Regions from separate parts of the Homo sapiens genome. Here region 2 is linked to region 1. A link is a contact called in ENCODE Hi-C data. All regions are on one chromosome and are shown on one strand. Each heading gives the region's core, a stretch centred on a gene start or an enhancer-like site at or near the end of the contact. The rest is flanking DNA. Distances are from core to core; before and after follow the strand shown. Region 1 overlaps LOC101929710 (a long non-coding RNA gene). Region 2 holds the start of LIX1 (limb and CNS expressed 1).

Region 1 (5,313 bases), core at 1,348-3,847:
CTTCCTTAATTCCTCTGAGGACACATGGGAAGAGCCTGGAAGTTTAAATATGACTTCATAGACAAATAGGATAATAAAAAGGAAATAAACAGAAAAACTTAACTCATCTGCTTTTTCATTGTTGGTTGGGGGTGTTTTTGAGGCAGTGGTTCCCCAACTTTTAGCACATATGGAAACCAGCTGGGGATTGTTAAAACAGAGTGCTGGGCCCACCCCCATATTTTCCAATGCAGCGGGGCTGGATTGGGGCCTGAGAATTTACATTTTGAACAAGTGCTCAGGTGAGGCTGGGGCTGCTGATCTGGAAGCCACTCTTGGAGAACCACTGTCCTTAGAAGACGCATTGCTGCCTGGCTTCTGCCTACCTGCCTTTAAGCCAGGTCCATATTTCAGGTCTATTTGGAGACTTGTCAAAGGACAGACCCTAATTATAAAATGGAAAGGCAGCTAGTCCCATACATAAGATTGAATTGAATTCTCTTTTTCTTGCAAGCTAGCATAGATTGGTTCTTCCCTCATAGCTAGCCGTATGACTCCTTCTCATTGAGATCACCCAGCCATATCTCCTCAATTCTTTATTTCCCACATTTGCACATCTCTGAAAATGGGATGTGTTTCACAATCATGCCACAAACGCCCTGAGCCTACGGGAATCCTGTTGTACTTGTTCATAGTATCATTGCTTCACTGAGTTATGTGCATTTTTGGTACCGCATAAGTTGATTCCATTGCCATTTAAAATGTCTTTAAAATTATGATACTGTAATTGAGCATTGAGACAAAAAGTTATTGTGTATGAAGAAAGGTGTGGGAATAGGGCAATGAAGCTTACATTTGGTATTGAAGGAAATATTTTGTTTCTAGAAGAATGATCACAATTTCATATTTTTAAAAAGAGCTATTAACAGTTTTATTTTAAAATAGCAACATGTACAATGCACTCATACATAGTTTGCAATTGTTAAAATGATGATGAAAATCTTTAACCTCACTAAAAAAAAACACATTTACAGATTTTAAAAATTCTTTTAGGGGGTACACAAGATAAAAATTTAAAGACCTCAGCTGTAGATTGCAATTTTCCAAATGGATCTCACAATACTGGCACCTAGCCAAAATAAATTCTTTAACCAAAGATAGGAAAATGAGAAAGTAGGACAACTTATTGATTTTTTAATAAAATGATGTTAAATGTTTTCAGTTTAAAGTTCTGTTCTATTTTCTGAAATTAAGGTGCTTGCTACCTTTTTAGGGGGTTGAGAGGAGTTTAGTTTGAAAATAATGATGTTAATATTAACATGCTTTTCTTTTTTCATTTCTACATTGCCTTTGAAAGCAACAGCTATGTGCTTTACAGGGCTTGCCTAAGGAGGCTACCTGTAAGGAGAAGAAGCTGAGTTTCATTTTGCTACTGAGAAACACACAAAGGATTGCCTTTAACTTCCTAAGCATTGCAACTGAAAGCAGAAGAAATTGCCAGATCCCTGCTGATTTATGAAATGCATTTCAAAGCCACAGAACTACCATTTTAGGCATTGCAGCACAATTTAATTGGCATTATTTTTCTTACTGGTCCAGAAAATAATGGTGTGATTTACAAATGTTGATGTCTTCAATTTGATCAAACACTGTATTTAAAATTGTATACCTCTTCCTGCTGATCTACTTTATCCTGCTCTACTGCACTATATGATTCACTAATTAACTCTAAATTTACCATCAGTCTCCTTCAGCTGGAAGATGAGCTCCTTGAAGGCAAGCATCTTTGTTTATTCATCGTAGGGTCTAGATAAACCAATGTTTAATACATAATTGTTGAATGAATTAATGACTGAAGGAATTGGATCGTAACCCCTACTTGAATGTAATTTTACACTTACCCTTGTGACCTTGATAGAACTAATAGTCCTGCCTTTGTCAGGCTGGCAGCTTTATGTCAAATCTACATTTTGGGTGTGTAGGAAGACTGGCCAAGGGACAATATCAAAGGCTAGTACCGCAAGCCCTAAAGCAATAGTGAAGAGTGACATAGTTTCTAGTGATGAGTCTGTATGTATAGGAGGGAAGTGGGCATTGGGATGAGGAAGGAATCAAGGATTATTCTCTTATAGCCATGGATATATTCAAATGTGTGGAATGAATGGATGAGTAAATGCAACATTTGACAATTTCTCCAAATATGGTTTTTTTTCTCATGTACTAATGGTTATATTTTTTAAGTGGTAATCTCATTACCTCTCCAAGACCAAGCAAGACATCAATCAAATTGTGTGAGAAGCAAATTCACACATTAACTTAACCATGAAAGCAAGCAGTGGCTCATGTGCCATGAAAAGAATTCAGATTCAAAGGAATGCGAATCAGGTAGCAGGCTGAGTAAATATTCTCACAATCAGACTATTCTCACAATCAGACCTTGACCTAGTGAGAAATTAAACATACTCTACTTTTCCTTTAGTCTTCATTTATTTTTGCTTAAGTTTGTGGGGGATATGCTGGCTTAATTTGCATCTGATGATTGTATTTCTTCTTGGGAGAAATGGAACAAGTGACTAATACCTACCAGGTGGATGGCAGGTAGGCAGAGGTGAATGGAAGCAGAGCCAACACATTTTCTGTGCCAAGTACAATTCCCCAGGCTGAATTATATTTCAAATTTGTTTGCATTGGTTCTTTCATTATTGCTTACACAAATAGAGCTGAAAAACCACATGGTTAAGTACAGAATACCGTGATATAATGACTTGTAGACACAAGGGGTCAGCATTTGAACACAGATGATTTGGTCGAAGTCTTGCCTTGTTCCCTTCTGCTGCTCTACTCTGGCTTGATGTGCTTATGTGTATGAGGGTAGATATGGAAATGAAATTCAATTTGTATTTTGCACATCGCTTTCTTTTCCAGTTTAGAATTTTGAGATCTCCCTTTTATATTTAATCAGTCTGTTATTGTCATGGGAGATGATATCTAACAAGGAGTCTTACCAGTCTCACTGGCCCCAATGGTTTCAGCAAACTTCAGTGACCTCCAGATATACGCTAATTTTTCTCTTCCCAAAAGAGCTTCTTAACCTAATCTACTCTTTTTTGAAGAGTCTTAACCTAACCTACTCTTTTTTGAAGAGTCCCTAATCTATGCTTGCTTAATACATGTGTTGGATGATACACTATTTTACTGATACAAATCTACCAGAAACAGGAGATTTGTGGTTGGAGAGATTGTATCTTGATTCTGAGCTTATTCTGAGCTTTCGACTTAGCATTGGGCTCCATTATAATTGCTCTGTCTTTGATCTGTCCTTTCACTTTCTACGTCTAACTCAGTGCAAATGCATGCTACAGTATCTCTTAAGAAACACTATATTATTCCCATAATTAAAAATTATTACAGTAAAATTCACTTTTTTGGGTGTACAGTTCCTTAGCTGGGTATCACTGGCTCAGGGTCTCATGAAGCTGTAATTGAGATGTCAGCCAGAGCTGCTCTCCCATCTGAAGGCTTAACTGAGGGAGAATCCACATTTGCTCATGTGGCTATGGGTGGGATTCAGTTCCTCAGGGACTGTTGGACTAGGGACTTCAGTTCCCTGCTGGCTGTTGCTGGAGGCTTCCCTCAGTTCCTTGTCATATCTCCATAGGGCAGAGTGACCCAGATGACACAGCTTGTTTCCACACAGGTGAGAAAGTGAGAGACTGAGAGAAAGATGAAAGTCAGGGTGTTTTTGTAACCCATGTAAAAGTGACATCCCATCATGTTTACTGTATTCTATTTATTGGAAGCAAAAGTAGGGAGGATTACACAACAGTGTGAACATCAGAAGGCAGGGATCACTGGGGACCATTTTAGAGGTTGCCACCATAAAGGCTGTCACAATGATCCAATTGAGAAATGATGGAGTTTGCATTTGGGTGGTGCCAGTAGGCTAACATCCTCCGATTGCAAAATATGAGTGACATTTAGAAGAATAAAATTGCTAAAACATGATGGTTGATTGGCTATGGTAGATAAAGGAATAAAAAATTTTGAAGAAGACTCCAGATTTCGGGCTTGAGCTCCTGAGTAGATGGCAGTACTATTCACTTATAATGATATTCTGCAGGAAGGCAGAGATCGTGACTGCTGTTTCGGACATATTAGCTTGCAAGTACCTGTGAGGCATCTAATTTGAATATCAGGCAGGTGGTTAGATATTCAGATTTTGAGCTTATAAGAAAGTTGTGGATCAGATAATGGATTTGGCTTTTGTCACTGTAGAGATTGTAATTGAAGCCTGTCTTAGGTCCAGTTTCTAGGAGCACAAATTTCCCAAATAACAAGTGAGTCAGTAGGAATGAAGTGAACAGACTCTTTCTAGTTCTACCCCTTGACTCCTGGATTCGTATATTCTACCACTGGATACACAGTACCACATAATGACCATTGGTAGAAGGTATATACTACATCCTAAAGCAACACCCAAACCTCATAATGTATCGTCTGTAAGCTGGCACCTCAGTTGTGACTTTAAGAAACTGTTCCAATCTCTATCAAAATAGCAATATCTGGGCTATACAGTATGTGGGAATTGGTGGGTTCCATACTCACGCACCTGTTCTGTGACCCCCATCTGTCATAAGTTGGCTTCCTGGTCTGATGCAATATTATTCAGGATTCCATGTCAGTAAATCAAGTACTCTGTGAGTCTTTGAATAGTAGGTGTGAATTGAGGCACTGCGGGCAGAAAGGCAAACCTATACCCAGAAAATATGCTATTCCTGGATAAGACAAATCACTTCTCTTTTCAAGGTAGAAAAGGAATTATTTGCAACTAAATGGTGTCTTCTTGAGAGATAGCATACTGGGCATCTTTCAGACGGGTTTCAGCAGTGGCAGTAACTAGATCAGCATTGGTGGGAGGGAGACCCTTCCACTGGGCTCACGCAGAGCCTCCATTTGAATATCCGTGACTATTCTTTGAGGAGGCCCAGTGTGCCAGCCCTGGTGTGGCCAGGGCTACCTGACATTTACCAGTCAAGTCATCCTGTCCATCTAGTTTTGTAGAGCCTCTTCTACAGTGAATACTCCCTAATGGACATTAATGCATGATACACAGTTTGCCCATTCCTATGGGTCCATGAACCTGTTTCTACTCCAGATCTCTTTGTTCCCAATCTTCCAATCCAAATAGTTCAATTCCAAATGATCCATTCTGCACTGCTCAGAAGTCCGTGCTTATCCTTCCTTCAAGCCACTCTCTTCACACAAAGTGGATGACCAGGTGCACTCCTGTTCAAAGCTGGGACCTCTGTCATGCAGCAGCAGTCTATTTTTGTT
Region 2 (5,313 bases), core at 733-3,232, 800 kb after region 1:
GTCCTGTCCCAGAAAGTAAGCAGCCCATTCCCACTTATTCCACGAGATTGGTAAGTGGTTGGATGTTTTAAAGTTAGGAAAACTCCTGGTACAGAAATGTGCCATTTGGCTTACTGTCATTTAGTCATTTTTCAGATTAGAAAAGAAGGGAGAGAATCGGCAGTTTAATATTCACGTCTATTAAGCCATGCAAGCAGTTGCCGAGTAGCAGTCCATTCTAGGGTAAACAGGCAATGCTCTCTGGTCAAATATAGGTTCTATGTTAATGAATGAAATATATAAAACAGGACACTTATTTGTTCTCCCATATAAAAGAAGTCCTGCAAAGTCCTGGATGACAGAACTTAATGTATGCTTTATTGTAATCCTTTTTCTAGTCTATCTTCTTTTCTAAACTGTAAACAATCGCAGCAATTTAGTTCAGCTAAAAAATGAGCTATACAGTTTCACATTTGAACTTATTAAGTTTTCAATGGGCCAGTGAAAAACGTCCCCCCTATTTTTTTTTTAACTGCTTCCCCTATTTAAATGCTCAGCATAAGAACCCTGGTCCTATACAATTTATCCAAAGCTTGGGCAGCCCGAGAGCCCTTTTATCCCTCACTAGTGAATCAGTTCTATTGTAGGAGAGAGACATTCTTTCCTCCCCTTTTCGCTTAAAAAACATAACAAACCTGAATAGACTCCAGGCTAGAGTAGTGGAGAGAGTGATTTTTATTAGATCTAACATAGTTATTGGCAAATGCCTAAAGACAATATTTAAAAAGAGAGCTAGAGAAAGAAAAGGCTTTCACTTTATGCCTTAAAGGACAGATTGGTTACAATTTAACATCTAAGAGGAAAAATTTATAGAATTAAATGGCCTAACATTCCTCTTTCTTCAACATACATATGAGAAATCTAAGCTAAGAGGACATCTGGAATGGAACGTTATTCAGCAATCAGAAAGCAAAAATTCAAACCATTGATGTTTTGATGGAGACAAACACAACTAGATTCACAAAGAGGAAAGCTGCAACCTATTGAAGTTAAAAAAAATTCCATATGCATTTTACCTTTTGGGCAGTTCTATTTCAGAAGCCCTTTGTAATATGAAACCCACTGTAGATAAGATACAACATGAAGATAGTCTGTTTTGCAGCAGCAGGAAATCAAATTGGTTCCAGAAACGAAGTTATATGACAAATGGTTTAATAGTATTGCTAGAATTGGAAATCTTGATTGAATTATTTTTAAATCATTAAAAAAAAGATTTTGAAATAACTTTGCCATGCTGTATAAATTGGTGATGGTGGTAGGGGGTCCACACAGGGAGTGTTGCTGAGGTTAGGAGGCATCTCATTTTATTGGCCTTTTAACTAAAGCATTATAATCTGTTATCAAAATTTAAAAGTTCAGTGGTGATTTACTGTTAATTCTGGTTTGCAACAAATATTTTCAGACAAACACGATACTTGAATTAACATAGCTAATATGTGTTGTGGAGTATTAAACAGGTTAACAAATATTGATATATTCTAGTATCATTTCCAAATTATTTTTAGGTTTAATCTCAACACCAGTCAGCTTTGCTTTACTTAAAAAGCATCAGAAAAAGTTCATTAAGTCTTAGGCAGGTCTTGGATTGTAGAAGAGACTTCTAAGTAGTTAGCAAGATGTATCACTGACAGAATAACCCAGTGCCTAATGCCTGTAGGTGAAATGAAATCGTTCTTCTGGCTGAAGTCAGGAACAAGTTAAAATATCACTTAGAACACAGCATACGACTGCAGAGATTTAGGAGAAATCTTACTTAAATAGGATGTGACTTGACGTTTAGGACTATTTTCTAAAAAGTCAAAAAACTTTTCCCCCTTCAGTACTTACAGTCTTTGAAGACTAGAGCCGGATCTCTGTGAGGCAAGACTTGGGCAATGATGTGTCTCAGAGATTCCAAGGTTCTGTCCATCTTGGGTCTGCCTGTGTGAGCCTCCTGTACAGAGTGTCCTCATGCCTGAATTCTTGCAGTCCTGGGCTGAATTTCTGCAGCTCATTGATGCACTGGATTACCAAGGAATCCCTTTTAACATCTGCCAATCAGACATTTCCCAGAATCTAAAGACCCCTCAGGGGGCCCTCTTCCCAGGCTCACTTATCTTTGTTGTATGCTGAGCTAATTAGCTCGAAAGGCTGGCTGACAGGCGGGTTCCCATTGCTTTCTTCTGTTAAACACACCCACCTACAGGCTAGCTGGGGAAGCTCGCTAAATTATGAAAACAGCTTTCCTCTCCAACCAGATTTTGTCTGAATGCTGTGCAGCTTTCTGACTTGAGTATTTCTTCTGGCCCTCCATCTTCAATTGTGTTGCCCCCAGGAATATGGAATCAGGAAGGTTATTTCTCCAGGAAATTTCCTGAATGACAAGACAGCTTCCAGCTCAGGACTGCCAGCTATATGTTAACAGTATAATCCCTATAAATCTAAATTTTCAGTGTAATTCTTCTTTGGTAAAGGAGTGCTATAAAGATTATGGGGCTGGGTGCAGTTTATCATGCCTGTAATTCCAGCACTTTGGGAGGCTGAGGCGGGCAGATCGCTTGAGCCCAAGAGTTCCAGACCAGCCTGGGCAACATGGCGAAACCCTAACTCTACAAAAAATACAAAAATTAGCTGGGTGTGGTGGTGCATGCCTGTGATCCCAGCTACTTGGAGGGCTAAGGCAGGAGGATGGTTTGAGCCTGGAAAGTCGAGGCTGCAGTGAGCCCAGATTGTGCCACTGCACTCCAGCCTTGGTGACAAAGTAAGACCCTGTCTCAATTTTTTAAAAAAATCTTTCAATAACTACCTTAAGAAACATATATGTATTTTCTCGTCCTGTTTCTTTGTTTTATTTTTCTTTTTAATAGGGTCTCATACTGTCCTCCAGGCTGGAGTGCAGTGGCGTGATCATAACTCACCGCAGCCTTGACTCAAGTGAGGGGCTTGAGCCCTGGACTCAAGCAATCTTCCCATCTCAGCACCCCAAGTAGTTGGGAGGCACACGCCACCACGCCTGGCTAATTTTTAAATTTTCTGTAGAGATGGGGTCTCACTGTGTTGCCCAGGCTGGTCTCAAACTCCTGGGCTCAAGCAATCATCCTGTCTGGGCCCCCAAAGTGCTGCGATTACAGGCGTGAGCCACTGCACCCTGCCCTGAAATTTTTAATAATTATTAAGTGAAAGGAAGTGAATTACATCAGAATTAATTAAAGTCAACCTTGGGAATGATTCACTTTGAAGGGTAAATAGGGAAACAAATGTTCCCAGGCAAGCTGTAAGACAGTCTGTCAGGTTTTACTTGCCCCTGCCCAATAGAAGTGACTAAAATTTGGGAGGGTTGTGGGGGGTAACAAGCCTTGGCTTCCAGAAGAGTGGCTCCTGAATTCAAATGCAAGGCTTAATTTAGTCCCTAGCTGTATCCTTTTTTTTTTTTTTTTTTGAGACAGAGTCTCACTTTGTCATGCAGGCTGGAGTGCAATGGCATGATCCGGGCTCACTGCAGCCTTGACTTCTCAGTCTCAAACGGTCCTCCCACCTTAGGCTTTCTAGTAGCTGGGACCACAGGCCCACGCCACCGCACCTGGCTAATTTGTGTATTTTTAGTAGAGAGGGGGTTTCACCATGTTGCCCAGGGTGGTCTCAAACTCCTGGCCTCAAGTGATCCACCCATCTCGGCCTACCAAAGTGCTAGAATTACAGGCATGAGCCACCATGCCTGGCCTTTAAAGATCTTAAGAAAACAGAAATTCTTTTTCTACCTATTCATGATCTATACTACCTGTAACACTTTGTTAAATAATCTTTCCATAGAAGACATAAATATAAGTCACAGGATTCCTTTTCCATAATAAGGATTTATACCAGATATAAAATAACTAATTTTAGTGGTTGTAACCAATGTTACTTGTTGAAGGAGGTTGTTGAGGATTGTCAAACTTTTATTTAAAATATTTTTCCAGGGTAGCCACAAAGATTGCTTTCCAGTGTTTCTTCCAATTTTCAGATTCCATAACTAGGTTGTATTTTATGATGAACTGAAAGTAGACCTTTAAAGACTGTATAAAAATGAAATACCTTCCATGTGATCAGCTTCTTCAGCTAGTTTGTAGAAGAGCAGGCTTCATAAAAGGAAATAGATGGAACCGAACTAGAATAATAATTCCTATTATACTCACTGTATTAGTTCATGCTGCTAATAAAGACATACCCAAGACTGGGTAATTTATAAAGGAAAGAGGCTTAATTGACACACAGTTCAGCATGGCTGGGGAGGCCTCAGGAAACTTACAATTATGGTGGAAGGGGAGACAAACACATCCTTCTTCACATGGCAGCAGGAAGAAGAAGTGCCAAGCAAAGAGGCAAAACTCCTTATAAAACCATCAGATCTCATGAGAACTTACTCACTATCATGAGAACAGCATGGGGGTAATCACCCCCCTGATTCAATTACCTCCCATCAGGTCCCTCACACCACACGTGGTGATTATGGGAACTACAATTCAAGATGAGATTTGGTTCCAGGTGTGGTGGCTCACACCTGTAATCCCAGCACTTTGGGAGGCCGAGGCAGGCGGGTCACCTGAGGTCAGGAGTTCGAGACCAGTCTGGCCAACATGGTGAAACTCCAGCTCTACTAAAAATACAAAAATCAGCTGGGCGTGGTGGTGCATGCCTGTAATCCCAGCTACTCGGGAGGCTGAGGCAGGAGAATTGCTTGAACCTGGGGAGGCAGAGGTTGCAGTGAGCCGAGATTGTGCTGCTGGACTCCAGCTGGGGCAACAGAGTGAGACTCTGTCTCAAAAAAAAAAAAAAAAAAAGGATGAAATTTGGGTGGGGACGCAGCCAAACCATATCATGACTATCACTTAGCAAATGCCCGCAGGGAGTATATGCCACACAGAACACAGACACAGGGTTGCCCCAGAGTGCAAAGACATTGTATAAGATAAGAACTTGAAAGAAGTGGCCCTTCATGTTAAGACATTTTCTTTAAACAGGGTCCCAAAGTGCACTTTATATGAGCTGTGCCAAATAGGAAATTGTCAATGTCCTTGCTGTCCAGGAGTTTATCATCTAAAACAGAAATTAGATGCTTTGTGGACAAAAAAGCTATTATCCATTGATTGGACACAAAGTATAAATGAAGTACTTTCAATGTGATATTGAATTGAAAACCAAGATATTTAATATCACCACTAGAGAACCAAGAAAAATGATATGGACTTCTCAAAGAAGTAAGCCTGATAATATTAAAAAAAAAAGAAATGTTTGGATTTCAGTCAATAAATGGGC

What was found. A loop is a pair of places that touch in the nucleus more often than their neighbours do. Pooled maps may share reads with other maps.
Region 2: a loop to region 1 is called in a map of A673, with 5 times the contacts of the local background. The contact joins the promoter of LIX1 here to the enhancer-like site in region 1. A Hi-C loop is called at or near these places in 1 of 168 maps with a recorded cell type or tissue (A673), 1 of 37 single-sample maps with no recorded cell type and 5 of 50 pooled maps.

The regions. Positions count from the first base shown.
Region 1 is chr5:96,342,179-96,347,491 of GRCh38, forward strand. The region is part of intron 3 of LOC101929710 (a long non-coding RNA gene); the gene reads left to right. LOC107986365 (a long non-coding RNA gene) reads left to right here. Exons shown (of 2, transcript XR_001742457.1): 2 at 1,337-2,171. It also overlaps a transcript of CAST not described here. Among named protein-coding and RNA genes, the nearest start is that of PCSK1, 88 kb to the right of the region's middle. Within about 2 kb of position 2,598, at least 2 of the 41 ENCODE cell types and tissues checked have a DNase peak (open chromatin) inside an H3K27ac peak, as active enhancers do.
Region 2 is chr5:97,140,629-97,145,941 of GRCh38, forward strand. It overlaps LIX1 (limb and CNS expressed 1), which reads right to left and starts at 1,983. Exons shown (of 6, transcript NM_153234.5): 1 at 1,867-1,983. The coding sequence starts at 1,948. RefSeq lists an enhancer at 1,930-1,999.